2 separate regions of the Homo sapiens genome follow, and region 1 is linked to region 2. A link is an interaction called in ENCODE POLR2A ChIA-PET data of the cell type or tissue named here. Cell type or tissue: A673. All regions are shown on one strand. Links, peaks and the distances in the headings refer to the core of each region. The heading gives the core; the rest is flanking DNA.

Evidence for each region. Peaks named below come from ENCODE experiments on the same cell type or tissue, not always from the same donor. Only the 100,000 strongest peaks of a DNase experiment are listed, where the experiment ranks them.
Region 1: POLR2A ChIA-PET joins it to region 2 with 5 read pairs; 2 of 35 experiments call an interaction of 5 or more read pairs at or near these places.

What each region holds. Positions count from the first base shown.
Region 1 is chr11:28,411,896-28,427,860 of GRCh38, reverse strand. It overlaps a transcript of METTL15 not described here. Among named protein-coding and RNA genes, the nearest start is that of MIR8068, 58 kb to the left of the region's middle. In A673, for the core only: no CTCF peak of the experiment used is centred there; no DNase peak of the experiment used is centred there.
Region 2 is chr11:28,003,558-28,019,522 of GRCh38, reverse strand. LOC124902655 (a long non-coding RNA gene) reads left to right here. Exons shown (of 2, transcript XR_007062636.1): 1 at 1-51. Among named protein-coding and RNA genes, the nearest start is that of MIR610, 45 kb to the left of the region's middle. In A673, for the core only: no CTCF peak of the experiment used is centred there; a DNase peak (open chromatin) is centred at 9,942.

The sequences.
Region 1 (15,965 bases), core at 4,466-9,465, 410 kb before region 2:
GCAAATGACATGATCCCATCCTCTCAGCCCAAAAGCTTCTTAAGCCAATAAGCTACTTCAGCAAAGTCTCAGGATACAAAATCAGTGTGCGAAAATCGCTAGCATTCCTATACACCAACAACAGGCAAGCTGACAGCCAAATCATGAATGAACTCCCATTCCCAATTGCCACAAAAAGAATAAAATACCTAGGAATACAGCTAACAAGGGAAGTGAAGGACCTCTTCAAGAAGAACTACAAACCACTGCTCAAAGAAGTCAGAGAGGACACAAACAAATGGAAAAACATTCCATGCTCATGGATAAGAAGAATCAATATGGTGACAATGGCCATATTGCCCAAAGTAATTTGTAGATTCAATGCTATTCCCATTAAACTACCGTTGACATTATTCACAGAATTGGAAAAAACTATTTTAATATTCATATGGAACCAAAAAAAGCCCAGAGAGCCAAGACAATCCTAAACAAAAAGAACAAAGCTGGAGGCATCACACTACCTGATTTCAAACTATACTACAAGGCTACAGTAATCAAAACAGTATGGTACTGGTTCAAGAATAGACACATAGACCAAGGGAACAGAATAGAGAACCCAGAAATAAGACCACAGACCTACAACCATCTGATCTTTGACAACCTGACAAAAACAAACAATGGGGAAATAATTCCCTATTTAATAAATGGTGCTTGGAGAACTGGCTGGCCAAATGAAGAAAATTGAAAGCGGACTACTTCCTTACACAACATACAAAAATCAATTCAAGATGGATTAAAGACTTAAAGGTAAAACTGGAAACTATAAAAGCCCTGGAAGAAAATCTAGGCAATACCATTCAGGACATAGGCATGGGCAAAGACTTCATGACGAAAACATCGAAAGCAATTGCAACAAAAGCAAAAATTCACAAATGGGATCTAATTAAAGAGCTTCTACACAGAAAAAAAACCTATCATCAGAGTGAACTGTCAACCTACAGAATGAGAAAAAATTTTTGCAATCTATCCATCTGACAAAGGTCTAATATCCAGCATCTACAAGGAACTTAAACACATTTACAAGAAAAAAAAAATAAACAACACCATTAAAAAGTGGGCAAAGGACATGAACAGACACTTCTCAAAAGAGGACATACATTCAGCCAATAAACATATGAAAAAAAGCTCAACAGCACTGATCATTAGAGAAATGCAAATCAAAACCACAATGAGATACCATCTCACACCAGTCAGAATGGCTATTACTAAAAAGTCAAAAAAAAAAAAAAAAAAAAAACAGATGCTGGCAAGGTTACAGAGAAAAAATAATGCTTTTACACTTTTAGTGGGAATGTAAACTAGTTCAACCATTGTGGAAGACAGTGTGGAGATTCCTCAAAGACAGAGGCAGAAATACCATTCGACCCAGCAATCCCATTCCTGGGTATATACTGAAAGGAATATAAATCATTCTATTATAAAGACACATGCAGCACTATTCACAATAGCAAAGATATGGAATCAAACTAAACACCCATCAATGATAGACTGGATGAAGAAAATGTGGCACATATACAATACTATGTAACCATAAGAAGGAACGAGATCATGTCCTTTGCAGGGACATGGATGGAGCTGGAAGCCATTATCCTCAGCAAATTAACACAGGGACAGAAAACCAAATACCGCATGTTCTCACTTATAAGTGGGAGGTGAACTATGAGAACACATGGAAATATGAGGGGGAACAACACACACTGGAGGCCTGTCAGAGTGTGGGTGGGGAGGAGGAAGAGCATTAGGAAGAATAGCTAATGTTGGGCTGAATACCTAGGTGATGGGATGAACTGTGCAGCAAACCACCATGGCACACATTACCTATGTAACAAACCTGGACAACCTGCACATGTACCCCTGAACTTAAAATTTTAAAAAATAAATAAATTGCCCAAAGTCATGCATTGTGCAAATAGTGAAGCTGGAATACAGATTCAAATAGTTTGTCAACAAAACCCAATCTTAAAGCTATATTGCCAATCTTGGTCATACAATTTTATACAAAAAATATTTGCTGAAGTCTTATGTGGCAGACTCTGTGCTAGCTATTAGTGTCTCAACAACAAAAAATATATACAGGTACCATCTATGCCTTTAAGGAGCTTAAAGTGCAATGCATATACGATGCATTAAAGGTAGAAATACTTACTACAACGCTCTGATAGGAGGCTAGCGGGTGCTATGAGAGCACTTAGTACGGGAACCAAATATTCCCTGAAGGTGAGGCCGCTTAGGTGAAGTGATGAACGATTAGAGGTCATAAAAGCAAAGGATGGAGAGGAAGGGGAAAGAACAACTTGTTCAAAGCTCCAAAGACAAAAAGGAGCATAATTCTTTCAAGTTACTGAGGGATACCCTGCATGACAGAAGTTTAGAGTATATAAAACGATGTGAGAAATCAAACAAGAGATGTCACTAGAGAAGTGGACAGAGGCCTGATTATGATTATGCAGGGCCAAGGAGGTGACATTCAGGAGTCTGGACTTCACCTTGAGGGCAAAACTAGGAAAGGATTTAAAGAAGGCAGTAATATGACCAGATGCATATTTTGGAAACATTACTTTGACTTCTGTGTGGAAAGAATGAATAGATGGATGGGTGAATAGATGGAGGGATGGATTGATGGACAGAAAACCAATTCTTGCTCTTTCTACTTCATGAAACAGATTTAAGTAGGTTTTATTGTTCCTACAGCCCATCTGCCTCTCAGTCTTCTGATAGGAACTAGAGCCCAGAAGATATCACCAGAGGCCAAGTCTACCAGCAGGAAAATGATCTTATAAAAACTATGAATGGTTTTCACTTAACAGTGGGTTATTTCCATGCTCTGTATAGACTCATGCTCCCATCCCAGCAAGGAACTTGCTATAGTTTCAACAAGTCTTCTACAACCAACCACTGCTATTACAGTAGCTGTAAACATACGTTTTCTGCTTTTCCCACATCCCTGTAGTGGTACCACAGGTTGAAGCTCAATGAAGAGAAAAAGGGACACAGAGGAAGTCTGGAATGTCTGGTGTCATACCAGCCATGCAAAAAGTCTTGGCCTTATGTGATAAATCATACCTTCCACATCTCTTGGTGGAAGAATTGAAAGAGGGCACATTTCTTCTGTGTGTGGCCTAATGGCTCTCTCCCAACACTAAACAAGCCCATTTAAAGCACAGGTTGGCAGGGGTCACCTTCTTCACCATCACACATGTTTTAACAATCCAGTTACTCATAGAATATAAAAGTTCTGTAACTGACAAGAACCAAACAGCTTTGAAGAGCCCATGCTAATGCTTTTCTGAAGGGATTATGTGTAGACAACTCTAATTGTTGCATTGAACCGATGCCCCTCTTTGCTTCCCTCCTACCTGTCTTTGTCATATGTATCTGCCTTCTCTACCCTTTTACCTCAGGTTATCCTCCATGCAGAAAACTAAGTGGGAGAGAGGGGCCTATAATAGTGACTCACCTTAAGCACCAGCAGACAAAGCAAAAGGTGATGCTTTTAGATCTTTTTCCGAAGAACATGTGCAGCCTAGAAACAGAAAGGGCAAATGTTCAGGAAAAAAGAAAACAAGCAACATGCTAGACATTTTTAGTTTTCTGTAAGATGAAGTTAAGATATTTTTACTTATTAGCAAGACTAGTTTAAGAAAATTTTTCAGTCATTATGTCTATAAAAATGATGGAACATTAACATCATACGAAAATGACAAATGCAGATGTCAGTAGGGAGAACATATTGAACAGTATAAAGGGCTCTAAAAATGCAAAGCATATGGCTAGGTTTTATGGAAGTTTTTTGTTTGTTTCTTTGGGGTTTTTTAAAAAAAAGTTTTATGAGTACATAATAGGAGTATATGTTTATGGGGTATATGGGATATTTTGATATAAGCATGCATGTGTAATAATCACATCAGAGTGCATGAGGTATCCATCACCTCACACATTTATCTTTTGTGTTACAAACAATTCAATTATACTTTTAGTTATATTAAAATGTACAGTTAAATTATTAATTACAGTCATCCTGTTGTGCTATCAAATACTAGGTCTTACTCATTCTTTCCAACTATTTTTTTGGCCCCTTTAACTATCCCTACTACTCTCCATTCCCCTGCTACCCTTCCCAGCCTATGGTAACCATCCTTCTACTCTCTATCTCCATCAGTTCAATTGTTTTAATTCTTAGCTTCCCAAAATAAGTGAGAAAATGTGAAGTTTGTCTTTCTATTCTTGGATTATTTCACTTAACATAATAACCTCCAGTCTATCCATGTTGTTGCAAATGATAGGGTCTCATTATTTTTTATGGTTGAATAATACTCCATTGTGTAAATATACTATATTTTCTTTATTCATTTGTCTGTTGATGGACACTTAGGTTGTTTCCAAATCTTGGCTATTGTGAGTAGTGTTGCAATAAACATAGGGGTCCAGGTATCTCTTCATTCAATACATTGATTTTCTTTTTTTGGGGGGGTATCTACCTAGCATTGGGATTGATGGATCACATGATAGCTCTGTTTTTAGTTCTTTGAGGAACTTCCAAAATGTTCTCCATAGTGGTTGTACTAATTTACATTTCAACAACAGTGTATAAGGGTTCTCTTTTCTCTACATCCTTGAAAGCATTTGTTAGTGACTGTGTTTTGGATAAAAGTTATTTTAACTGAGATGAATTGAGATGTCATTATCATTTTGATTTGTGTTTCTCTGATAAGTGATGTTGAACATTTTTATATACCTGTTTGCCATTTGTATGTCTTCTTTTAAGAAATGTCTATTCATATCTTCTGCCCATTTTAAAAATTGGATTATTGTTTTTTTTCCCCTATAAAATTTGTTTGAGCTCCTTATATACTCCATTTTTTAACCCCTTGTTAGATGGGTAGTTGCAAACATTTTCTCCCATTCTATGGGCTGTTTTCTTTACTTTGTTGATTGTTTCCTTTGCTATGAAGAAACATTTTAGCTTGATATGATCCCATTTGTCCATTTTTGCTTTGGTTGCCTGTCCTTGTGGGGTATTACTCAAGAAATCCTTGCCTAGTCAAGGTTCTGAAGAGTTTCTCCAATGTTTTCTATTAGCAGTTTCATAGTTTGTGGTCTTAGATTTAAGTTTTTAATCCCTTTTGATTTTATTTTTGTATATGGCAAGGGATAGAGGTTTAATTTGATTCTTCTGCATATAAATATCCAGTTTTCACAGCATCATGTATTACACAGACTGTCCTTTTCCCAGTGTATGTTCTTGGCACCTTTGTGGAAAATCAGTTCACTGTAGATATATGTACAGATTTGTTTCTGAGTTCTCTATTCTGTTCATTTCTTTGGTCTATGTGTCTGTGTTTATGCCAGCACCATGCTGTTTTTGTTACTATAGCTCTGTAGTGTAATTTGAAGTGAAGCAACATAACTCCTCCAGTATTGTTCTTTTTGCTCAGTATAGTTTTGGATATCTGGGTCTTTTGTAGTTCCACATAAATTTTAGGATTGTTTTTTTCTATTTCTGTGAAGAATGTCATTGGTATTTTGATAGAGATTGCATTAAATCTATATATTGCTTTGGGTAGTATGGACATTTTAACAATATTGATTCTTCCAATCCATAAACATGTAATAGCTTCCATTTTTTGTATCCCCTTCCATTTCTTTTATCAATGTTTTATAGTTTTCATTGTAGAAATATTTTACTTCTTTTGTTAAATGAATTCCTAGTTATTTAATTTTATATATAGCTATTGTAAATGGAATTACTTTCTTGATTTCTTTTCCAGATTGTTTGCTGTTGGCATATAAAAATGCTACTGATTTTTGTATGCTGATTTTGTATCCTGCAACTTTACTGAATGTGTTTATTAGTAATAGTAGTTTTTTGGTTGGGTCTATACGGTATTCCAAATATAAGATCATATCATTAGCATAAAAGGATAACTGGACTTATTCCTTTCCAATTTGGATGCCCTTTATTTCTTTCTCTTGTCTGATTGATCTAGCTAGGACTTACAGTACTATGTTGAATAACAGTAGTGAAGGTGGCATCCTTGTCATGTTCAAGATCTTGGAGGAAAGGGTTTCTGTTTTTTTCCCATTTGTTGTGATACTAGTTGTGAGTCTGTCATATACGGTTTTTATTACATCTATGTCATTTTTTAGGGTTTTTATCATGCAGATGTTAAATTTTTTCAACTGCTTTTTCACATCAATTGAAATGATCATATGGATTTTGTCCTCCATTCTGTTGATATGCCATATGACACTGATACATTTGCATATGTTGAATGATTTTTGCATCTCTGGGATAAATCCCACTTGGTCATGATGAATGATCTTTTCAAAGTGTTGCTGAATTCAGTTTGCTTGTATACTGTTGACGATTTTTGTATTAATATGCATCAGAGATATTGAACTATAGTTTTCTTTTTTTGGTGTGTCTTTTGTTTTGGTAGCAGGGTAATACTGGCCTCATAGAATGAGTTTGGAAGTATTACTTCCACCTCTATTTTTCATAATAGTTTGAGTAGGATTGATATTAGTTCTTCTTTAAATGTTCGGTAAAATTCAGCAGTGAATCCGCCAAGACCTAGGCTTTTTTCTGCTGGGAGATGTTTTTTATTATGGTCTTGATCTTATTACTTGCTATTGCTCTGTTCCGGTGTTGGATTTCTTCATGGTTCAATCTTGGTAGGCTGTGTGTATCTAGAAATTTTATTCATTTCTTCTAGGTTTCCCAATTTATTCACATATAGTTGCTCAAGTAGTCTCTAATTTGACTATTAATTTGAGTTTTTGCAGTATAGGTTGAATGTCTCCCATTTCATCTCTGACTTTTTTGGGGTCTTCTCTCTTTGTTTCTTAGCTAATCTGGCTAAAAGGTTGTCAATTTTGTTTATCTTTTTAAAAAAAACAACTTTTAGTTTATCTTTTCTATTGTTTCTTCATTTCAATTTCATTTATTTCTGCTCGGATCTTTGTAATTTCTTCTACTAACTTTGGATTTGGTTTGCTCTTGCTTTCCTAGTTCTTTAGGATGCATTGCTGGGTTGTTTATTGGAAGTTTTTCGTCTTTTTTGATGTAGGCACTTATAGCTATAAACTTCACTGTTAGTACTGCTTTTGCTCTATCCCATAGTTTTTGGAATGTTGTGTTTCCATTATGATTTGTTTCAAATAAATTTTCAGTTTTCTTATTAATCTCTTCATTGACCTACCAGTTATTCAGGAGCATATCATTTAATATCCATGTATTTGTACAGTTTCCAGAATTCCTCATTATTGATTGCTAGTTTTATTCCATTGTGGTCAGAGAAGATACTTAATATTATTTTAACATTTTTGAATGTTTTAAGACTTGTTTTGTGGACTAACATAAGGTCCATCCTTGAGAATGATCCATTTGTTAAGGGAAAGAATGTGTATTCTACAGTCATTGGATAAAATGTTCTGTAAATAACTATTAGATCATTTGATCTACAATGCAGATTAAGTCCAATGTTTCTTTGTTGATTTTCTGTCTGGAAGATCTGTCCAGTGCTGAAAGTAGGGTGATGAATTGTGTAGTTATTACTGTATTGGGAGTATAGCTCTCTCTTTAGCTCTAATGGTATTTGTTTTATATATCTGGGTGTTCCAGTGTTGGTGCGTATATATTTTAACTTTCTTGTACTTGAATATTGATATATTTCTCTAGGTTTGGAAAGGTCTCTGTTAGTATCTCTTTAAATAAACTTTCTAACTTTGTCTCTTTCTCTGTCTTTTCTTTAAGGCCAATAACTCTTAGATTTATCCCTTTTGGGCTATATTTTCTAGATCTTGTAGACGGTCTTCATTCTCTTTTATTCTTTTTTCCTTGTCTCTTCTGACTGTGTATTTTTGAATAGCCTGTCTTCATGCTCACTAATTCTCTCTTCTGTTTGATCAATTCTACTATTAGGAGACTTTGATACATTCTTCAATATGTCAATTGCATTTTAAATTTGAGAATTTCTGCTTGATTCCTTTTAATTATTTCAATTTCTTTGTTAAATTTATCTGATAATATTCTGAATTCCTTCTCTGTGTTATCTGGGGTTTCTTTGAGTTTCCTCAACATAGCTATTTTGAATTATCTGTCTGAAAATTCACATATCTCTGTCTGTCCAGGATTGGCCTCTCACACCTTATTTAGTTCATTTGGTAAGGTCATGTTTTCCTGGATGATATTGATGCTTGGGGATGTTTGTCAGTATCTGGGCATTGAAGAGTTGTGTATTTATGGTAGTCTTCACAGTCTGGACTTGTTTGTATCTGTCCTTCTTGGGAAGGCTTTCCAGGTATTCAAAGGTACTTGGGTGTTGTGATCTATGTTTTTGGTCACTGCAGCCATATCTGTATTAGGGGGCACCATATGCTCAGTAGCACTGTGGTTGTTGTAGACGTGTAGAGATACCTCCTTGGTGGTCTTGGACAAAATCTGGAAGAATTTTATAGATTACCAGGCAGAGACTCTTGCTCTCTTCCCTTACTTTTTCCCAAACAGTCTCTCTCTCTTCCTCTCTATGCTGAGCTGCCTGGAGCTGGGGGAGAGGTCACACAGGTGACCACTCCTATGGTCACCACCACTGGGACTGCACTGGGTCAGACCTGAAACTGGCATAGCACTGGGTATTGCCCAACACTTGCTGTAATCACTACTTGGCTATTGCCTATGTTCACTCAAGGCTCTAGGGCTCTACAATCAGCAGGTGATACAAGCAGTTCTTTAGCTACCTTGGCTGGTGTCTCACTAGGTCGCATGCTCCCCCAAGTCCATTGGCAAAGCACAGCACTAGGACTTGCTGGGGAGTTGCAGTCCTTTTGGGCCTAAACTGCCTTTCAAGTTTATTTAGAACCCCCCAGAACACTTTAGCCCACAGTGGCAAGGCTTGATGAAACTTAAGTTCTGACCACTGGGATGGGTGATTTCCCTCTGGCTAGGGCTGGTCGAAATGTTCTTTCCATAAGTCTTGGTTGAGTTCTGCGTGATGTTGGCAGCACTGAGTTCCAATGCAAAGTCCCACATTCACTGCACTTTGCCTGCCCTAATTGCCACAGATTATCTCTCTGAACCATGTAGCCACTGCAGAAGGATGGGGGAGGGGTGGTGTTGACAATTCAAAACTGTCTTTTCTACCCCTTTCAATGCCTCTTTCAGCAACATAAAGCTAAAACCAGGTACTGTGATTGCTCATCTGATTTTTAGCGTTTATGAAGGGCTATTTTGTATAGACAGTTGTTAAATTTGGTGTTCCTGCAGAGAGGACGATCGGCAGAGGCTTCTATTGAGCCATCATGCTCTGTCTCTGGCTAGGTTTTTCATTAGCCCCATCTAACTATGGCATCCAACCTCTAGTCAATATTCTATCATCCATCTTCAAAATAGACCCACTGAAAAGAAGCACTTCACCTACATGAAACTCAGTAATCCAGCAATCCCATTTTACTGAGACATAAAGAAAGAAAGTAAAATGGGCCACTGATCAGGCAAAGGTGCTATAATAAAGCTCGTGGACCTTTCTCACAAGAACGCTCCTGGAGGTAACAGTTGGAGTCAATTTGCTTGTATTTTAGGCACAAGTTTAACGAGCGTGATTGTCTGGTTTCCCAGTTCAAGGAATCCCAGAGGCAGCAGGTCATCAGAGAGACATACACTGGCAGTATCAAAGAGTGACAGCTGGCAGTATCAAAGACTGACAGCTGGCAGCCTGAGAGTTGATGAAGAGGACAGAAAAACTCTGAAAACTTGATACCAGAACTCCAAACCGGATCCCCCACAGGTTCAAACACAGAGCCCTGCACTCAATAGGCTCTATTAAAGCCTGTTAGAATAATTTATGATTGAGTCATCAAGATAAGATCAAATTAGAATGTTCTATTTAATAAAGCAGGGAAGTATATATATATTTTCAAAGATGTTCACCAAAAATAGTTTAGATGAACCTATTTTTATACATATGAACTTTGTAACCAGAACAACTCATTTCCTTAATGTTCCAGATAGATAGTTGACATTTGACTGTACATTGGTCATGTTCCAATTTTAATCCTCAGCCACCTGCCCCTCAGTGGCCAGGGAGTCACACTCAGGAAACACAAAGGCATTATGCTAATACTATCCTAAGTTTAACAAAATTAGGTAGATAAATCTGCCACCCCCTCCAAGAAAAATTACACACTGCCACTCCAACCTCAAACATATGACTCCAGACTTATCTATGCTACTGCCTACTGCCAATCATATGTAACATATGTTAGCATGTGCATTGACAAAGTTTAAATCATATTTCAGCCGACCACTTAAGAAGACATTATTCTAATCTAACAATCTGAGCTTTTTGTGATTTGATTTATCTTCGAGTCCCTTGAGCCAGATTCTCAAGAAATCAAATAATTGCCATCCAATATTACTGAACTATTGAACCTGGAAGACAAAGACAATAGATTGGGACTTAAAATATGGAGCAAATACTACCATAAGTGATATTTTATTTTGCATTATTCTTTTTGCAAATACTAACAATGGAAAAATCAGGGTCACCAAAATCAGAGCAAACTTGAGATAAGAATTCTGCTGGATGGAATGCTTTTTATGCCTTTTACATAAGTCTAAGACATAGTCCTGCCTCCAGAGATGGCATGTACAACACCCCTGTTCTCTCCCATAACCATGGAAGATATAAAAAATCAAGAAAGTGCTTTTTCTCACTAAGGCCAGACATAGCCTCAGAATCATTTACAACAGAGTTCTCCAAATAGCTGTGATTAATAAATCCACAGTGGTGGTTTTATTACAGAAGGCATGGGTGGGGAGGTAAAGCAGTAGTATCCAAGTTGTTTCTATTTTTATCTCAATAAATGATTCTTTCCAAAGATGTTACAGAGGTTTGGGTTTCCTGTGGTCACACATTTCAATCTACATCTAATTTGTCTTCCTAAGTAATAGAAACTGTAAAGACCAAACTGCATTTTCAGCTAAGTTTCTACCCTGTTTTAGGTTCCATCAAGAGATGGTGGCCTTGCAGGAAGAGATTGGAACTCCTGGCAAACACAGGGTCAGAAGAATTTGTTTCTCCTGAGGCAGCTGGGAGCAAAGTTTGACAGTCCAGTCTCTGGTATCAGAGCTACAAAAGAGCAAAGTATCTGTGGAAGCCAGATTTATTTTTAACAAGTCCCTTATGGTGTTTGGGCAATTTACTGGGCTGAATTATTTCTGAATGGGCAATTCACCTATACCTGGTTTCACTCTTAGATACAGGCAAGAGAGGCTCCTGTTCTGGACCCAACATGTTAGAGGTTTCTCACTGACTTCAGAACCTTTACATGGAGTGAGGAGTATGTGAGACTAAGGGGACATACTTAATTGGAGCTCTAGCCCCAGATGGTGCCCCAGGAAACATGGACCCATATTCTTTACCCAAATGGCCCTGAGCTTGCTTCCAGGGTCTGTGTGGATCTCTTCCCTGGGACCATTTTTCTCAGAGTGTCCCACTCCACCAGTGTGGGCACCTTTAGATCTGACAGTGACCACAGGGCAACTTGTTGCCAGGGGTATAGATAGAGCTTGAACACGTGGGCTATAGTCTGCACACACAGGCACACAAGGTGCTTGCAGCACAGAATGAAGCCAGAGATGGGCAGAGAAGGGCCGGGAACATGGGTTGGGAGCTGAGGCTATGCTTTCCCCAAGGTACTACGCTTGGGTGAGAAACCCAGAGAAGTCTATTGTAAAGTCAATCTGGACTTTCCAGGTAATTTCAGAGGTACATTTCTCAAAGGAGAATAGTAAATATTTTATTTAACGATTTGAAGATTAGATTTAACTTTTAAGTATTTAGACATATGTTATGTGTGTCTCTACTTGTACTTTTATCTCAGGCCCCACAAATTTTACAAGTAAGACTGCTTAGTTCTTTCTCCCTCCTGTAAATTCTGTAAGCTACCTTGTATCCTATAATAAACCCCTTTCTGCCTAAGCTACCTAACATGGATTCTATTTTCTAACATCAAGAATCCTGGCTACTACAGCTCCCTAGATGTTTAGAAGGAGATGCTATTATCCTTTTCTTATACCTAAGTCTATATCAGCTCAAGGAATTGATGTAGACTTCATCAAATCAACTCTTCCAGTATCAACTATAGCTTCTATTTGTTGTGAGTGACTCTTCCCATTCCCAAGGCTCTGTACTGTAGTAGAAAGAGTACTGAAGGTTGAATGAGAGCATGGGTTGGAGACCTAGCTCTAACACTCACCAGTTGTGCCACTTTGAACAAGTCATTTTTGACCTCTCTGAAACTATTTTCTCACCTGATGATTGAATAAGATAATGTGTATACATATTCTTCATTGAAAAGCACTGTGCAAATGTAATATTTCCATTTCTAATGCTGGAACTAAGAAAATAGCTAATAATAGCTGGATTCATAGCTATATTCCCTGTGGTGTGTTCTCAGATACCTTTTCTTTTATTTTCTTCAAAAACTGCTCTAGCTACTTCCCCCTAGATAACCAAATCTACTGTCCTAACTATGACTCCATTAGAAAATATTTCTAGAAAGTCATTCAGATGTTTCCATTCGCCAATTCCATTTTGGCACTGCAAGTTCTAACTCTATATACTACAGAAAACCATTTCTCCCTTGCTTGCTATTTAAAGTCTTCAAGAACTTGTCAAGCATTATTATGTCATACTCACCCTACTCTGGGATTTAATCATATATTTCATCCACTTCAAAACATATTAATTTTCTGGAGTGCCCAATGACATGATCCACAATAGTAGAGATAAGGATTCAAGCATTTAAGTTCCTGTTGGGTTTTCTTGATTTTCTGAATCTTAAGGAATCTTCTACAGTTAGTCCTACAGCAATGCAAGCTTCAAATAGCTTTCACAACACAATGTATTTTCTTTTCATCATATTTTTCGGATTAAGAATCTACTACAATAGCAGTCTATGCTAGCAGGAAGATAAGCTTTCTGTGGCTTATAATCTTGGAAAAGTAAACACTTCAAAAGTCATTTTGATGGCATCTTTCAATTAAATGCCTAAGTATCTATGATGATATCAGCAAGAACTGCATTAGATAATTTCTATTTTCAAAAGATTTGTCTAGTTTCCTATTTTCCTCACCAAATAGTTCTGTGAAGTTCTCAAAAACAAAAAATAAACGACTAAACAAAAAATTGACATTGTAGAACCATTGAAACATGGCATCAAATAGTTGAAACTACATAGAACCTCTGAGAAAATGCTTTAAACTTTGAAACAATTAATATTGCCATAGATGCTGTGGCTGGGAGCTTGGGTGTGTTGGCTCTATTCCTTGCCCCTCTTCAGATTAGGTCTCTATCTATCATAGGCTGGGGGAAGAACGGAGCCCTGCAGTCTATATTTCCCAGCATCCCAGATAAGCTGTCTTCTAATTGAGTTTTAACAGAGGGAGGCACTGGCAGGAGATTGAACAGGTTCGGAAAGAGAAGTTAGGGTATTTCTCTTTCTGCTTGTTTGAATTAAGAAGTACCTTCTCAGAAGTTGCTTCCCCTGTATGTTTCCTGCTCCTTGCTTTCATTGCTTGGCAAGTTTGTCTTAGCTCCAGGTTCCATCAGGTGACCACTGCTCCTGAGCAGTAACACTGCCTACATTTTTTTATCTTTCCAGCATACAACTGTGGTTGCTGCTGTTTAACTTTGGTTTGCCTTAACATTCCCTCTTTGATCCTCACCAACTTCATCACCTGTATAATAATTTCTCTGAATAAAATTCACTGTGTTGAAAAGTCTTAAAGTCATTTCCACTTTCTTGGTTAGACTGATGGATAATATAATGCCTTGGACTTTGAAACAATGCATATAACTATTAGTGCACAAATAGGAATGTTAAGAAACTCTGCACTACATGATACGGAACATAAATTCTAGAAAATCTGCCACAGCAAGAAGACTAGATTAGAGGGACCACGGAAAAGAATAAGAATCCAGAGATTTGACTATCTTTCTTTAAAATTTTTTCTCTCTAGTTGAAACAATGTCTAAGTGAGTAGTGAGTGCACTGATAGTCACTAGCCTATTTTAAATTCTGATATTAGGCCAGTAGGTTTATTGTCTAGTATGAGCCACATTAAGATGTTCATTAGAATAGCTAAGAGACATTGCCTCCTATTCCTTCAATCCATCTGACCAACCCTTTCTCTTCCATGAAAATTACCATTTCTAGAGTCAGAAGAAAAGGGGCAGTACAAATGCTCAGCAATTCATAAGTCATTAGTATTAGAACGTGAGACCCATTTCATCCTTTTATTTCAATAAGAGTGTTTTCTATGTGGAGAAAAAACTGTGCAGATTTGCATATACATTATTTTGTTTTACCTGTAAAAATTATATCTCGCAGGAAACGAATATAAATCTTTTTTTAAGTGGAAATGTGTCTTTCCAAAATCAGTTTATGAAACATCTTAGTCCAAAAGTTTAGTTTGTAAAAAGGAATTTTAAACAAATTTAGGGAAGGAATACTATCATTTTCAGGGAAGCTAAAATTAAATGAGGAGGTAAGAATGGTAATTAAGAGGTAAAGAATAAAAACTACTAAATATCTGTTTTGATGAAATAGATATGATGGCTAACTGAGCCCATATATAAATGGTATTAAATGGGTATAAATGGGTATTCCAGTTTGAGACAAAGATGGAAAACCACTTATTTAGTAGTATTTTTTTGTCTCAAAAGGAAAACATATTTGTTCTAAAAAAACTTTTAATGAATTTTATTGTGTATAGTTGAAGTTTACAAATGATATTATGGGATGTATTACATTTTATGCATATAGATACATAGATATATATAGATAGTATAATGGTTACTATAGTGAAGCCTATTAATATATATATATCATTTCACATAGTTACTATTGTATATGTGACAGGAGCAGTTAAAATTTACTCATTTAACAAGATCTCTAATACCATACAATTTTTTAACTTGAGTCCTCATGTTGTACTTTAGCTCTCCAGACTTGTTCATTCTATGCATCAGCTATTGTATATTCTTGAACTAAATCTCCCCATCTCCTCCCCTCTGACCTCCACCTATGGTACCAATGTTTCATTCTCTGTCCCTGTGCTTCTAAGCTCTCTTTTTAATATATTCCACATATCAGTGAAGTCATGCAATAGTTTTCTTTCTGCGTTTGGTTTATTTTACTTAGTGTAATGTCTTCCAGTTCCAGCCATATTGTGGCAAATGTCAGAATCTCTTTTTAAGGCTGAATAACCTTCCATTATTCCATGTATATTCTGATATTATGGAAAGTGATATATGTATCACCTTAATTATATATCACCATAACAGAAAATGTGAGCTCTCTCTCTCTCTCTCGTTTGGTCTCTTTCTCTCTCTCTCTCTGTCTCTCCTTTATATATATATAACATTTTCATATATTATATATAACATTTTCTTTATCCATTCCTCTGTTCCAGGCATTCATTTCCATATTTTGACCATTGTAAATAATGCTGCAATAATCATGGGCATGCACACATCCTTATGAGGTGGTAATTTCATCTCCTTTGGGTATATACCCAGAAGACAGACTGCTGAGTCATAAGGTAGTTTTATTTTTAATTTCTCTGGAAAACTCCCTACAGTTTTCCATAATGGCTATACCAATCTACATTACTAACAGCAATATACTACAGTTCCCCTTTCTCCATACCCTCATTAACATTTCTTATCCCTAATCTTTTTGATAATAGCCACCCTTACAGGTGTGAGGTGATATCTCATAGTGGTTTTAATCTGCATTTCCCTTGTGATTAGTGCTGCAGAGTATCTTTTCACATACCTGCTGGCCATCTTCACATCTTCTTTAGGGAAATGTCTGTTCAGGTCCTTTGGCCATTTTAAAATCAGGTTGTTTGTTTTCCT
Region 2 (15,965 bases), core at 6,888-11,887:
CTACCATGATTAATAAGTGACTAGACCTCATGGTCCTCCTCATACTAAAAGGTATGAGCACGATTTTCTTATATACCATTTTTATCAGGTAGAGATTTGGACTTCTATAAAAATTAATAAAAGGGACTTTTGTCATATAACTATATTAAGGGGAAGTTGGGGTAATAAACCATAATGAATGGGAAAAGACAGCTATTAACTATGTGAATTTAAACTAAAACAAGAATGCTATTTGATAAGTCACTGTGAAAACATTTTTAAGTGAGCCTTATGTAAAAAGTAGATCACTCATAAGTGAATATGTAACAGTGAATTTTCAAAGTGAACATGCCCACATAACCAGCACTCAAATGATGAAATAGAAAATTATCTGTACCTCGGAAGACTCTCTTACACCTTCTCCCAGTCATCACCTCCCTCAGTGGTAACAGCTATCCTAACTTCTAACACCACAGTTTAATTTTTAATTCTTTCTTAAAAAATTAATATATGTACTTTTAATTGGCACATAATAATTGTACATATATGGGGTACAATGTGATATGTTGATATATGTATACAATGTGTAATGATCAAGTCAGGATTTTAGCATATCCATCACCTCAAACCTTTATCTTTGTGTTGGTAACATCATAGATCTATTTTAACTAAAATAACTAATTTTTATTTTTAAAAAAAGTGTTGTTCTAAAAAATGATACAGAACAGTACGAAGTAAATGTGCTTCCTCCTCACTGCCTACTAATATCATTCCCACGTGTAACCACTGTTAATATTAGGTTGGTGCAAAAGTAATTGCGGTTTTTGCCATTACTTTCAATGGCAAAAACCGCAATTGCTTTTGCACCAACCTAATAGTTTAGGTACCATGACTAGACATTTACTTTTGTTTTTTATATATATATATAAAACAAATAATATACTTATTATATATATTTATATAAAACAAATAATATATTTATTATATATTTATATAAAACAAATAATATATATATTTATATATAACAAATATATATATTTATATATAAAACAATATATTTATTATATATATTTCAATATACCTATATTCTTGGATTTTTTTATGAAAATAGGATCATACTTGTTATATTGTTTTGCACTTTTCATTTTTATTCACATTTAAAACCATCATGGACATATTTGTAAAATTTTTAAGTGTGAATTTCATAATACTGCTATGATAATTTTTATATAGTAAATATATCGAGAGAAACGTAGATAATGGTCTCTTTTGAGCTACACTGTTCAGCATTTCTGAGAATACTTTGGAGTAGTCACTGTTATTTCTACATTATGATGTGTTAAGCATGTTCCACAGAACACACCAAGTGTCATAAACGACAGCACTGCTATAACATGGCATATGTGTTCATAAAACACAAAATGCTGTGCAAAGTTGTGCAATGAAACCACAAGGTTTATGGGAAAAATGGGGTTAGTAGCACAACACTCAAAAGGTTAGTCACTGACACATTAAAAGAAAGATAGGAACCTAATAAAAACAGTGGCCTAATTTTACACGTTAACTGGTTAAGAAATGTATGAGTACTATGACAAATATGGCACTTTGCCTTGAGAAGGAAAGTTTGCTTGGAAGTTGATGTGGAAGGATTGTAGCTTGTGAGTTACTAGGAAATGATGGAAGGAGGGTGATCTGAATTCAGACAGGAATTTATAATGCCAGATGTGGATGGCTGTGGCCCACTGTCATGAGGTATATTCATTTTGAATATTCTGATGTAGCTTGATACCACTGAGTGGAGCTTTCTGTTCACCTAATGTTTCATCCAGATGAAAGCTTGTGTATCCAGGTACAAAACTCACATTAGGCCCAAATGGTTCCCTAATGTACCAATGCCATAGGAGCAAATCTGTACTTTCAAAATAGTTACAGCAGAACTGACTATATATATATATATATAGTATATATATTTATACACACACATATATACAGCAAAACTGTACATTTATATGTGTACATGTATACATATACAAAACTACATTTATATGTATACGTGTATACATATACAAGCATCTACTACAGAAAACATGCTATATACATATACATGCTGTATATATATATATAGCAGAACTGACTATACATATATACACGTGCATATGTATATATAATTGTTAAACCGAAGAGGGATTCATATTTATAACAACTGCATTTTGTTTTATATTATGCTTTGACTCATATTTAAATAACTTGGAAATATCTACAGTAACTGCTCAACAAGAGCTTTGATGTTAATGAAGTTGCAAATTCTGGAATCAGATAGGATAATCTGACCTTACTCTGAGAACAACTTCCAACCACAAGCCTTATAAAGTGTCCCTTTATTTGTAAAGGGGCCCTCAGTCCACATTTGTTAATGAACACGTAATAATAGTCATACTTTTTTGAGCTCTTATCATATGATAAATGTTTTAAATGCATTTTTCACTTATTCCTCAAACAAGCTTTTAAAGTAGATGTTACATTTCATGTTGAACATGATAAATATGTATAAGTTTTATTTATCAATTAAGTACATTTTTTAAAAAAGTAAATGTTACAGATCTACAACTTCTTATTCAATTCCAAAACTCCACAGATTTTGAAAATCAGGTTTTGTATAATTTTTGTCTGTAAAACCTGACTTCTGCTAATATGAGTCTATTAATTGTATTTACCCTACTTAGTATAAACATTCAGAGGCTTTGCTGCAGAAATGTTAACATTCAGTTATAGAGTATTAGCCCAGACCCCACCAGGGTGAGGGTGTTATGTATAAATACAGTATATGCACTGTATTGCATTTCTAAAACAAAAAGAAAATACTGAATTATAAAACAACTACCCATGAGGATTTCAGATGATGATGTCTAGATAACATATTTAGTTTTCTAATTGAAAAAGGAGAAGATGCTTGGAAAATTAAGTAATTTGCCAAAAATTCCACAGCTGTACAGTAGCAGAATTGGGATTTTTGAACTAAAGTTGATATAAAATACCTCTATCTACAGTGTGGCTAACACTGCATATGGATGGCTATACAAAAAGCATCTCTCCTACACAAAACAAATTTGAGTCACCTGTTCACTTGTGACTGGTAATTAGCTTTAATTTGTGGGTGAAGTTCAGTAAATTATATCCAGATTTGGGATTGATTCAGTGCATTTTATAATTATAAACAAATTATATCTAACTCACCTTGTTTATATTAAAAACAAAAATGGGCTGGGCACAATGGCTCACACCTGTAATCCCAGCACTTTGGGAGGCCAAAGCAGATGGATCACTTTAGGTCAGGAGTTCAAGACCAGCCTGGCCAACATGGTGAAACCTCGTCTCTACTAAAAATATAAAAATTAGCCAGGCATGGTGGCAGGCACCTGTAATCCCAGCTACTTGGGAGGCTAAGGCAGGAGAATCGCTTGTACCTAGGAGGCGGAGGTTGCAGTGAGCGGAGATTGAGCCACTGTACTCCAGCCTGGGCAACAGAGCGAGATTCCATCTCAGAAAATAAAAAAAAATTAAACAAAAATAAAGTATTGTGATTTGTACATGTGGAAAAGTCATTAGTATCACTGAAGGCATTCACAAATCCTATGGACTGATTTTTCAAGGATGTTGTTTCTTTACAATCAAAATTTCACACATATATTGCTTTTTGCGTATTCACAACTTACTCATAAGTTGTTAACCACTCAAGGTAAGATATGTTACAAAATCACTCGTTTACATCCTCAATTTTTTTGTGTTAAGACTCCATATTCAAAGTCTAAAGGCACAACTGGGACATTAAGACAAAATATAAACATACGTTTCAGGAATTAGTACAGGGCAATTGTTTTTGAAATGTATATGCAGAGCACTAAGCTTGTCGCCTCCTATGACTTCCCCCAAAGAGTAGTAATTGATAGATAGTCCATACTTATCTGAATGAACATCATCTTGACAAATCACTCAATCCTTGCAAATGGCAAATTCTACATAACAGCCACTATGGGGATTAGTCCCTCAAGTTAAGACCTTTTGGGGAAGTTTAGTTCTGAAGTATTTCTGTCATTTATATGTACATACAGATGCTCCTCAGGTTATGTCCTGATAAACACATAATAAGCTGAAAATCTTGTGAGTCAAAAATGCATTTAATGTATCTAACTTACCAAACATAGCTTAACCCAGCCTACCTTAAATATGCTCAGAATACTTATATTAGCCTACAGTTGAGCAAAATCATCTGACACAAAGGCTATTTTATAAGAAAGTACTGAATATCTCATGTAATGTATTTAACACTGTACTAAAAGTGAAAAACAGAATAGTTGTACGGTTTCTCTCACAATGCTGGGCAGCAGCAGCAAGCCGTAGCTCCCAGTCAGCCACACAGTTCAACTTAATGAGACTTTGAATTTACGATGGGTTTATCAGGACATAACCCCATTAAAAGTAGAGGAATATCTGTATGTGTGTGCCCAAGTGAGATATAAGACAATTTTTTTCAGAAGTCATAATTTAAATATATATATATGCATTCTTATACTTTTAACTAGATGGAAGGTGAAAGGTACCTGTATAATTAAGAAGAGTAGAGACATGAGAGGAAAATAGTTCTATGATCAGGACCTTGGACACAAATACTGTGTCTTCAGCCTTATTTCTCATCCCTGCAGAATAATCTTCCCCTCTGCAAGCCACTTCTCAAATATGAAATGCTGAAAATCCTTTCTAATATCAACACCCTTGGCACACATCCCTTTCCCATTATCTCCTTCAGTGTGGTTATTTCAGAATCATTGTAAGTCTTTTTAAAAATTTTTAACCCCTCCTGTTCTTCCCAATAACAATTGTTAATGTAGATTCTTAACTTCTACCACAGTTCTTAATCAATACAAAATGCTACTTCAAAATGTTTTTTCCCAAGTGCTCTGTTCCCCTGAATTCTTCATATCAAGTTAAAAATATTAATCTACCCAAATTAAGTCTGAAAGATCAAACTATTTTATTAGTCTTCAGTTAGCTCTGCTCCTACACTTTGAAGAGAATCTTCTCACTCAATGTACATCCCTGGCAACCAACAACCTCTTTACCATCTTGTGCTACAGAGTATTACCTAAAATGACCCCAACTCAGTAAAATGTCCCCATCTACCACTGAGCTTAATAATCACCACAGTGGGCTTTGGGCCTATATAAAGGTATTTTCTAAGTTTGAATGCATACGTGGGTATTTTTAATTATTAGATCAATGTTAGAGAGCCTGTACTTTTTTTCTAAAACTTTAACCTGTTTCAACTACTAATTATTTTACATATAAAACCTTAGTTTTCTATATAATTTAAAGAGTATGGTGAATTTCTGATTTTTTGTTAACATCTTCACTTACAATGCAATGTTGAGATTCATTTTGCCACTCATCCTGGAACTATGTTTCTTTTAGGCTTTTGGTTAATTACTAAATTTTGTTCAGTCTTTCTAGCCTTTTCTTTCCAAAAGTAAGTAACATTTAAACCTGTAAACATTATTTGTTATAGTAATATTTAAATGTTTTACAAGTTAAAGTATCAAGTATTTGTTCATATCTACACTTTGATATTTGAGTGGTATAGTAGACATCTGCTATTTTGCCAGGTCCACTTAACCTGAATTTGATTAAAACATCTCACTTCTTTGGGAAACCACTCCTTTCCTCAGTGAGGTCCCAGTGGAGCTATCTCTGTGTGCGCACACACATGTAGACACACACTCCACTCACGCACATGTAAACACACCTGTTTTTCCCCAGCACATTAAGGCCCATCAGTGTAATAATCATCAAAGGTCTTCCTGACAACAGTGATTGGTTCCAAGAGGACTGATCCACTAAGATTGTAAGAGACTTTTTGTCCCAGGTTACAAGGTATAAGAATCATGTAAGCCTTAATCTCTGGCGTCTTCCGCAGCTTCATGGAGAAAGCTGTCTACAGAATTAAGTCAACACAGAAAAGTGAGCAGAACCTAGAAAAGGAAAAAGAGAAAAAGCTCCAGATGACATTGTGTGAGCTCCTGAATCCAGGTTTGCGTGAGGCTACCTAGATTCAACCCCTGCACTGCCAAATTCCATAAACCAAGTAATTCCCTTTTTCACTTGAGCCAAATTTTTAACTCTATGCTAAGATAATTATAGATTCAAACAAAGTTGCAAAAATAGTACAGAGATGTCCTGTGCACGCTTTACCTAGTTTTTCCCAATTGTTCTTAAGTAACTGTAGTATAATATCAAATCCAGGAAATTGACATTAGTGCAATACGTGTGAATCATTCTATGCCATTTCATTATGTGTGTATATTCATGTAACCACCACCAAAAGTGAGACGCAGAATTATTCCATCACCACAAACTTCTCCTTCCTATCCATTCTTGCCTTTGGCAATCACTAATCTGTTCTCCATCTCTATAATGTTGTCATTTTGAGAATGTTATATAAATGGAATAATATAGTATATGACCCTTTGAGATTGGCTTTATTTTTCAATCACCTTAATGTCCTTTAGATTCATCCAAGTTGATGCATATATCAGTAGTTCATTCCATTTTATTGCTTAACAATATTCTATGGTGCGAATGTACCACAATTTGCTTAACCATTTACCTACTCTAGGACATTTTGATTGTTTCCATTTTGGGGCTATTACAAATTAAATTGCTATAAACATTCATGTACAAGTCTTGTGTTTTGAGCCACTTTTATTTTCTGTCCATTGCAACCAAAAGTTTTAAATAATTCAAGCAGAAAAATGACAAAGCAGTGTAAGGAATAAAAATTTTCTTCATCTTTATATATTCTTTCATTTACCCATGAAATAGAAAGTAACATTTCCTCTCTTTCTCTGAGAAGAAATAGAGAATCTTCTTTCTTTACTTTCTTATTCACTCTTCCCAAAAAGAAATGATTTGTATAATCTGGGATTGTAAAATACCATCATCCATCGTTCCACATTCCTCTATTGGGTTGAGTTAAAGTATAGAGCATTACTACTCTATTTCATGTGTAGCCAACCCTCTTGCTCCATTTTCTCAAATCTCTTTTTGCCTTCTCGTGGCCTTTGTTCTCCCAGTTTTTACTTCCATACAGTAAATAGCCACGGTAGGTACACAAGCCAAGAGCCCCACTGTCCTTCTCTTAGCATTTCCATTTTTGCTCATTTGTGTTCAAAGCACATTGGTTAGGTCATGTTTCTTCATGGGGCTGGCTTGATAAGAACCAAGATCTAAACTTGGGGAAGAAGTAGCAGAAAACCCTTTATTTTGTTAGTACGCCCATCCCAGATCTTATTTATGTCTATTTCTCAGTTGGTTTTGAATCCAGAAAAGAGATGTGAGAGATTCGTTTTTCCCAAAACTCCCAACATAAAACGCTTATATATACTATATGACCTTTCAAAGATATGCCACATTTAAATTTTTTTATTTGTATAAATTTAAGGGGCACAACTATAGTTTTGTTACATAAACATATTGTGCAATAGTAATGTCTGGGCTTTTAGCGTAACCATCACCCAAATAATGTACACTGTGCCCATTAAGTAATTTTTCACCCCTCATTCCTCTCCCCCATTCCACCCTCTGAGTCTTCATTATTTATCCTTTCTCACTCTATACCCATGTGTACACGTTATTTAGCTCCCACTTATAAGGAAGAACTTGCAGTATTTGACTTCCTGTTTCTGAGTTGTTTCACTTAAGATAATGGCCTACAGTTTTATCCATGTTGCTACAAAAGACATAATTTCATTATTTTTTATGGCTTTTGTAAGAATTTTATTATTTTATGGCTTTTTGTATTTCATTGTTTATGGAATGTGTAAAGGACAAGGACTTACAATATATATGTATACACAATAGAGTACAAAAAGTAAATATATATATATAAATGTGATATACATATATCACATTATTTATATATTATATATCAGGGTGATGATGGCTTGAAGTCTAATCTGTTCATATTCACTCCCTCGCCTGCCCCTCCTCCTTGATAGATATAGATATAGATAGGTATATCTCAAAATTAGAACATTATTTTCTGAGTTTCTCAATTAAATTATTTCCTATGCACAGATGATCCATAACTACATTATTCAATTCCACTGACTCCTTCAACTAAGTACCTGTCCTCAAGTTTTCATCCTAGCCCAAACTATCTTTATTATAGCAATTAATGCTACCATATTTTTACATTTTTACACTACTATAACATACATTTTTTACATTACTGTTTTTTACTCATGTATCTTATAAAAATCTACCAATTTTCCCTTATAACCAATCTTCCCTCCTTTCCTAATAAGCTTTTTTTTTATTTAATTGAAAAAAAAGCCAAAAATTGGTATCAGTAAGGCTTGCATTTCCCTGCCTGGCCATCATTGGCACATGAGCAGCAAAGCCAGGAGGAAAGGGAAGGTATCAAAAAGAGATATACATGGTAGGAAAAGATAGGCCATCTATTGGTAATTACAGCAACACAAGCCTATGTATCTTGGCCATCCTTCACATGGACTTTTTAAATATCAGTGTTTAACTCCACTAAATACATGTATTGGCCATTAATTTGATAAAGGCCCCCTTATACTTGCCCTCTGGAGAATAAATCATTCAAGCAATTTGGTGCTTACACTGCTAAAGGCTAAAAGTCCATGATCCTAAATATTGCTTTCAAAGCCTATAATGAGAGAGTCTTCCCTTTTGGTTATCTTGTCTGTTTTAAAGCAGTGAACAATCCTAATTGGCTCTTTGTAGTACCCAGCCAGCCAAACATACTCCCTTAAATGCTTCAAGTACTTTGATGATCTTGAAGAAATGTTCCATTGCTGTCTTTCCTTTCATGTGAAGATTTAAAGGACAAGCCTTGAGAACTAATTGAACTAAATAAACTGTACAGGTGAACTTTAGCACTTCTTGGTAACTAACACAATACGTTTTGACTCCTATAATAATTATTTTTCTGTAGAGGCTGCTTCCTCATGCTTATAAGTTTAATTTGGCAGGCAATATTATATAAAGAAATTTGATTTTATTTAGTAATCTTCATATCTCCCTTCAGATCGACTCATTCTGCCTCCCAAAAAAAAGAAATTGTGGATAAAAATTCATGATATTTAACATCTTTTGTAGATATTGGGTAGGTTTCATCATCTTTTTCCCACTATTGGAAGTTAATTTTTAACCAAGGAGGGTGGGAAGTGATGGCTGTCAGAATTAGTTGGAACTCTTTTCAAAATTCTCCATCTGTCTGTAATTTAGCATCATTGCTCATAGACCCAAGATGATATAGTCGATTGCAAAGAAATGACATTTCCAGATGAAATCCATTTATAAAAGTAAACTAATCCCCTGTCATGACCTTAATGACCATTAGAGGGTCCCTTAGCAACCAAAAATAAGCTGTGAGGAAGAGATGAATGCATTTATTCATTCATTTCACATGTGCCAGATATTAAAATTTTCTAGTTTCTTCCTTCAATTCATTTAATGCTCATTTTTTGCACACCCAAAAGGACTTGATATTTAATTCTTTTATAAACTGTAAACATATCACAGTGGTATTTGGATATCTTACAGACTTTGTCTGTAAACAGAACTTGCTTCATGGCATATTCCAGATACTAGCGGGTACAAAATTTTATATACTTAACAAGTTCTTCAATTGAATGCCAATAATTTGTAACATTCGGATAGGAAAAGCACATTTAATACAATGAATGTTATTTATGTTTAGTCTTAGTGGCCATAATAAGGGCTATCTGTAAAAGACATTTGCAAGATAAATTCTGAATTATAGGAAGCATCTTGAAACATATCTACACCTAAAACACATATTTAAATGAAAATTAAATATTCTACATCCTATCATATTAACTAATGCCAGATGGAATGTAACATAATATTGCACAACTTAGCATGACTCAGCAATGTTAGTGGCTTGGATTTAAAATATTTTTCAATTGTAAGTGGCATTAGAAAGAAAAGTGTTAGGTTGGGGAAAGAGAGAAAACCTGTTCCTGAATAATTAAGTCTTCAGACTATTACAATGCTGAAGCCAGTTGCTGCTTTAGTTACCCATCTGTAGCAAAATGGACCTTTTATATGAAAACATGTCTATTTTTGAAAGGGTCAATTAGCCTCTCCACAGTTGTACATTAAGAAATATTCATAATGGTAAAAATTTCAAATGAAATCATTGATGCAAAGATGAAACTACCTGTACCTTAGAAGAAAACAAAAAGCTGAGTAGGAAAACACCCATTGTAAATATTCATGAGACAATCACAGACTTTGAAAACTTATATTTTGTATTATAAAATTAACTCACATACAAAGAGTTTGGAAATGTCATCTATGTTTATTTTACTTAACTAAAATCAGAACCAATAGTCCAATAGGTTTATATAACCATAAATGTTGGGCAGAAACCATTGACTTATTTATAGGTAAGCTTGCATTTCTTGAGAGTGAACCTATCTCTACTTAGGATGTGAAAAACCATAAAGAAAGTATTTCCCTTATAAAGAATAAACAAGCAATGTCATATTCCATTGCATTTTTGTTGTGTGATGTTCATGGCAACAAGACTAATAGGGTCTATGAAATCCAGGATCACGTTGCATTTGTTTACCCTTATACGCCAGCACCTAACACAGTACCTGGTCCTATATTTGCCTGTGTTCAAGAAATGCAATGGGAGACCCTAATATGGTTCACATGGCATTTGCCAGAGAGAAGCAAATTGCTTAATCTAGGGGAAAACAACTCGAATGCTGTACAAATAGCATGGTGAATTTATCTTGTTTCCACAGTAATTTTAAAAGTGACTTATTTCTTATAATTATCTTTTAAAATATGTTCTAACTCCTCCAGATTGGCCTAGGTCATATGTTCTATATCTCTCAGGTAGGGAGTGAGTCATATAATTTGAGAGGTATATGCTATTTCCCCTTCGTGTGGGTAGAGGGATATGCGTTTCTACCATTCTTGGCAAGGCTGTCATTGTAGGCCTAAACATTGAGTTGTTTTGTTTTGTTTTAAATTATAACTTTTGTCAAAATTTTTAAAAATCACATCTTAACATATTGGACTTTAATGTAATGTCAACATTATGAAATAATCACCTGGAGTTATAACTGTAATTGTTTAGATAGTATTTTTAGCTAAAAGTAAAGAATTTCTTTCCTTTGCTAAATTAAAACTCACGTAACACATCCAGTAGACAGCTTTTATTAGTCCTGTGTAAATTTACCCTGTCAATATATTTAAAAGTTTAGGTTTTGTAGTAAGCCCATAAAAGAAAGAAAAAATAATCATACTTTATATGTAAATTAAAGGTTTTATTAATATTTTTATGAATGAGAATTGCATGGAATTACTATTAGCTCTAATTGGCCTGAATAATCTCAATTAGAATAGAGGAATTGGGTGTTCTGGTCATTTTAATTGGGATTTAACAGTTTTAAAGAAGTTTTTTTATTTAAAGCCTTTTTGATTTTGGCCCTTTAAAGGAAACTCTATTTTCTCCTCTCCAAGGAGAACTCCTTGTTTATCTCTATTCTAAATACTCAACACTTCACTACATTCTCAAAACTTCACTCTGACACCATATGTGTGGATGTTTTGCTCTTACTAACCAATTCTCCAACTCTCTGGGCACCAACTGAGTATCCTGCAATTCAGTTATCACATTGACTACCTGAGGTTAGTGCACATCCCACGGGTTAAGGGCTTAGTCCCACAAGACTACTTCCCACTTCATATACCAATTGCAAGTAAAGGTCCCCAGGTTACCCATACATCTGTCCAACGTGGCTACAAATTGAGGTTCCCAAGACCCCTCTTTGGGTTTGGTACTTTGCTATCAAGACTTATAGGACTCAGAGAAACACTTTAATTATGTTTACATCTTCAATCTAAATAACTAACAAAAGATCTCTAAAGGAAAATTATACACATTCAGAAACAGCATTGCAATGGGAGTATGTGTGCTATAATAAACTATGTATATATTCAAGGAGGTAGATGAAGACAAAGTTTAAAAACAATTGAAGAGAATTGTATGATTGTTTTGAGATAATTATCCTTGACTACAAGGAGCAATAAGAAGGGTGATGCTAGTCAGAAATTAGATATGCAGTTGTTGGGCAAATGTCCTCACTGAAGTATTAAAAAATAGATTTTGATGGCCTTTGTGCAAGTTTGCAGTTTTGGCAGTATTTGGTGATAGTTTGGTTATCAAGCATTTATGCATAAAAACCCTTACTTTATAACCTTCCTGGCTCTATTTGTCAGGATTTTTTTTTTAACACAAGTGATTCCATTTTGATCTGACAATGTTCACATTTCCGTCTTTTGATCAGTATCGTTCTTCAAAAGCATCACTGATCAATCATCTGTAGTTAGGTTTTTATTGTCCCCTGGGGCCAGGATGGACCTATCGCAGTTTGTTAGTCTAGTCCCACATCGGAGGGAGTGATTGATAGCTTGGATTTAGTTTCAAAACCCTTTTAGCCACATTTGAGCAATATGAAAGTTTTGAAGGGAGTAGTCCTGAGGCTAAGTCTACCTAGAGTCCATTAATAAGTTCAATTTTATCTGTTTCATTGTCTTTTGCTATCAATTTCAAAGTGCTGGCCCAGCATTATTTTGTTAAGGGTTGTACTTCTGCAGAAATTTAACTAGTAACAAATATAAAGTCTAAAAAGGGAAAATACAAAGTAAAATTAACAGTAATATGTCAATCTCAGTTTGCATAATGTTTTTGAGCCAAAAACCTCTGCTTAAAGGCAACCAATTGAACAAATCAAACGCCTGTTACCCTGCCAAGTAGAAAAGGTAGACATTGAGAAGGGTAAGAGTTTTATTACAATATATAGTCTTGTTTTAGTGTCTTGGAAAAAGTTGTCTACAGCATGAAAACATCAATTTCTCATCCTGACTTGTAGTTTAAATATCTATGGTATGACATCAGACAGTTTGGTGAACTTTTTATGTGGCCCATACATCAGACACAACACTTGTTCCTTAAAATTCATCTAGTATTAGCTTGCAGGGCTTTACGAACAGAGCAGTTTCCATTTTGAGTAACTTCATGAAAAAAGTGTTATTGGAGGAATATAGAAGGATTAAGGATCTAGTCTCGTTTATATGCAGATAAAAACACTTGAAAACAATATATAGAGTTGCAGTCTAATAACAGGTGTATTATAGCTTTTCTTTAAAAACATAACTTTTTCTCTATATATAGATCACATAGGAATCTCAGATTTTAAAACTTTTTGAGGTTAGGAAGCCAAACTAAGGCAGATTTTAAATTTTAGCTACATTCTTAAAGTTCCTGAGCCTACACAGAAGTGACAATTTTTTTTTACTCACTGTAAGGCTGGGAACCCTTGAAGCCAGGTATTCTATACACATACTCAAATATAATATTTTATGCAAAGCCTTGGTAATATAACCAGTTGTATCCTACCATAAAGAGAGAGCAGATTATTATTAGACATACAAATAACCATATTGACCTAGGAATACACAGGAGTAGTTTTCAAATTTTAGAGTAATCAAGTAGGCATATAAATCAAATGTTTCTATCTTTATTTTAAAAAGTATACTTTTCATAATATGAGAAACAAAGTGTTTAAGTAAAGACCAATAATGTTTCAATTAAATGACATAAAACATTATCAGTTATTCACTCTCATGTAATTATTTTTTATTCTGCTTGAGCATGATTAGAAGTTTTATGAACCCATCAGTTTCTTCATTAGAGTTTTGAAAAAACTTAATTTAGTCCACTGATCTTAAAGTTAGTAGAAAACTGTATTTTAGAATACTTTTCAGAGTCTCTTCCGGGAATTTGATTGTGAATGCCTTTAGAGAAGAATTTAAAGCAATAACTATAGATGACAAAAATTTAGGATAGCCATGGTTGAAAATCTGATGTAAATTCATTATAATCAGTAATTGACCAAAAAAATTATTTTTTTGTGGCATAAAACATCATATCCAGAATAAGACTGATGACATAGTTGATTACTGAAAGTTTTATATAATTTTAGGACATACCCATAAATGTAACTGAAAAAAGATTCAGCATCACTTACCATTTGACAATGCTTCCCATACAATTTACCAAATAAGCCTAATAATTTAATATGTCTACAAGATGAGAGATATATTATTTGATGCTCTACAGGAGCCCAAGTGGATAATCTCAAAGTTAATCCTTGGTCAAAAATACTTAATTTAGAATGTTTATCCTGGGGAAGGCTGTCAAAGACATCAAAACATTCAAAATGTTTGACTAAAGTGAGAGTACATGTCACTATGAAATAATAGTCATTAATTTAACCAGAATAATAATTGAAAGACTTCAAAAGCAGTACAGAAAGGTACATGGATGTAGAAACCTTGAGCCTTTCAAAGTTCACTATTTCTAAGTAATCAAAAACCTAATAGATATAACTCAGGAAATTATCCTGATAAAACGTAAGTTATTTTTTAGTCCAGTTACCAAGAAAAGTTAAAAAGAAAAAAAAAACTTTTATGTGATTGCTCCTTCTTTTGGGAAGCCTATTTAGATAAACCAGAAGTCAAAACTGATGAAAAAGATACTTGAATTTAATCAGACACAGGAAGAGTGTGTCCAAGGTTACGAGTGCTAATTATAGTCAACTTGGTCCCACACAAAATCCATTTTATCCACAGTATCCTTCATGAACCTTATTATGACTTGCTCAAACCTTTGACAACATGTTTAGACTCTGTTTGTCCTGTCTTCCTCTTTCTTAAATAATCAGTCATTTACTTAAGGACAAAAATTTATCACACAAGATTCTTTCTCATTCAAAATTATTTCTTTTTTTAACCTTCCTTACCAAAAATACATTTTCATGCCTATAACTTTCTTCACATATTTTTCTCCTATTTTTTCCTTTCAACCTTTATTTATTTCCTTCATAAATCTATATTTTTAAACAACCTTTAGATAACCTCTGAATTAGATGAAATTATTTTTTCTCAATGAAGACTACATTTTTATGCCTTTCTTATAATTTTTCTGTCAGTAAAAATATCTCATTTTTGGTGCTCTTTATATACAGAATTATATATATAATAATTAGTTATAACTCTCAGTAACCTTAATTTTTAGCAAGCAATTTTGAACTGTCACATATCAGTATCTGATAGATGAAAACCATTTTACACGTTTTAGAAATCTGTTTCCTCATAACATAATTGTTATATGTATAAATACACCAAATAATATGATATATTTAGTTTTTTTATAAAATTTTAAGAAGTAAAGAACAAACATGTTATTATCAGTAATATATTTTAGTTTTTATCTTATTTGGAAATTACCCAGATATTTAATCTATCACTTAATAAAACATAACATAATTTAAGATTTTAAACTACATGAAAAGTTTATTTATAAATATTTACTGCATTTACATTTACCTACTTTATTTTTAAGTATTATAACTAGATTACTTATGAAACCTAAGATATTAGACAAAGTCAACATTTCAAGTTATTTTCCTCTTAACCATTTTTATACCCTGTGAATATCAGGTGTTCACCTAAGTAAAAAATATATGGATATTTTCTGGTAACTCAGAAGATATACCTGTTCTTGTTAAAAACCAACAATATTACATTAGCCTTAGTCATCAAATAATTATACAATCAAAGATCATTTAGTGTTAGACTAAATTTATAGTTTTATAACCTTTGTATCAAACCTTGACACCTAAAAAGAGACAAATATATAATTGTCTGATGAGTAAACCCAGGCAAAAATGTATGCTATTTTGAAGACATTTATTTTTATTTTACCAACAATATAAAAACCAGCTTTTTAAAGATTTACTCAAGTCATGTGAACAAAAAGCCATTTGGGTTGATGACTGTATAGTTTATATAAGCAC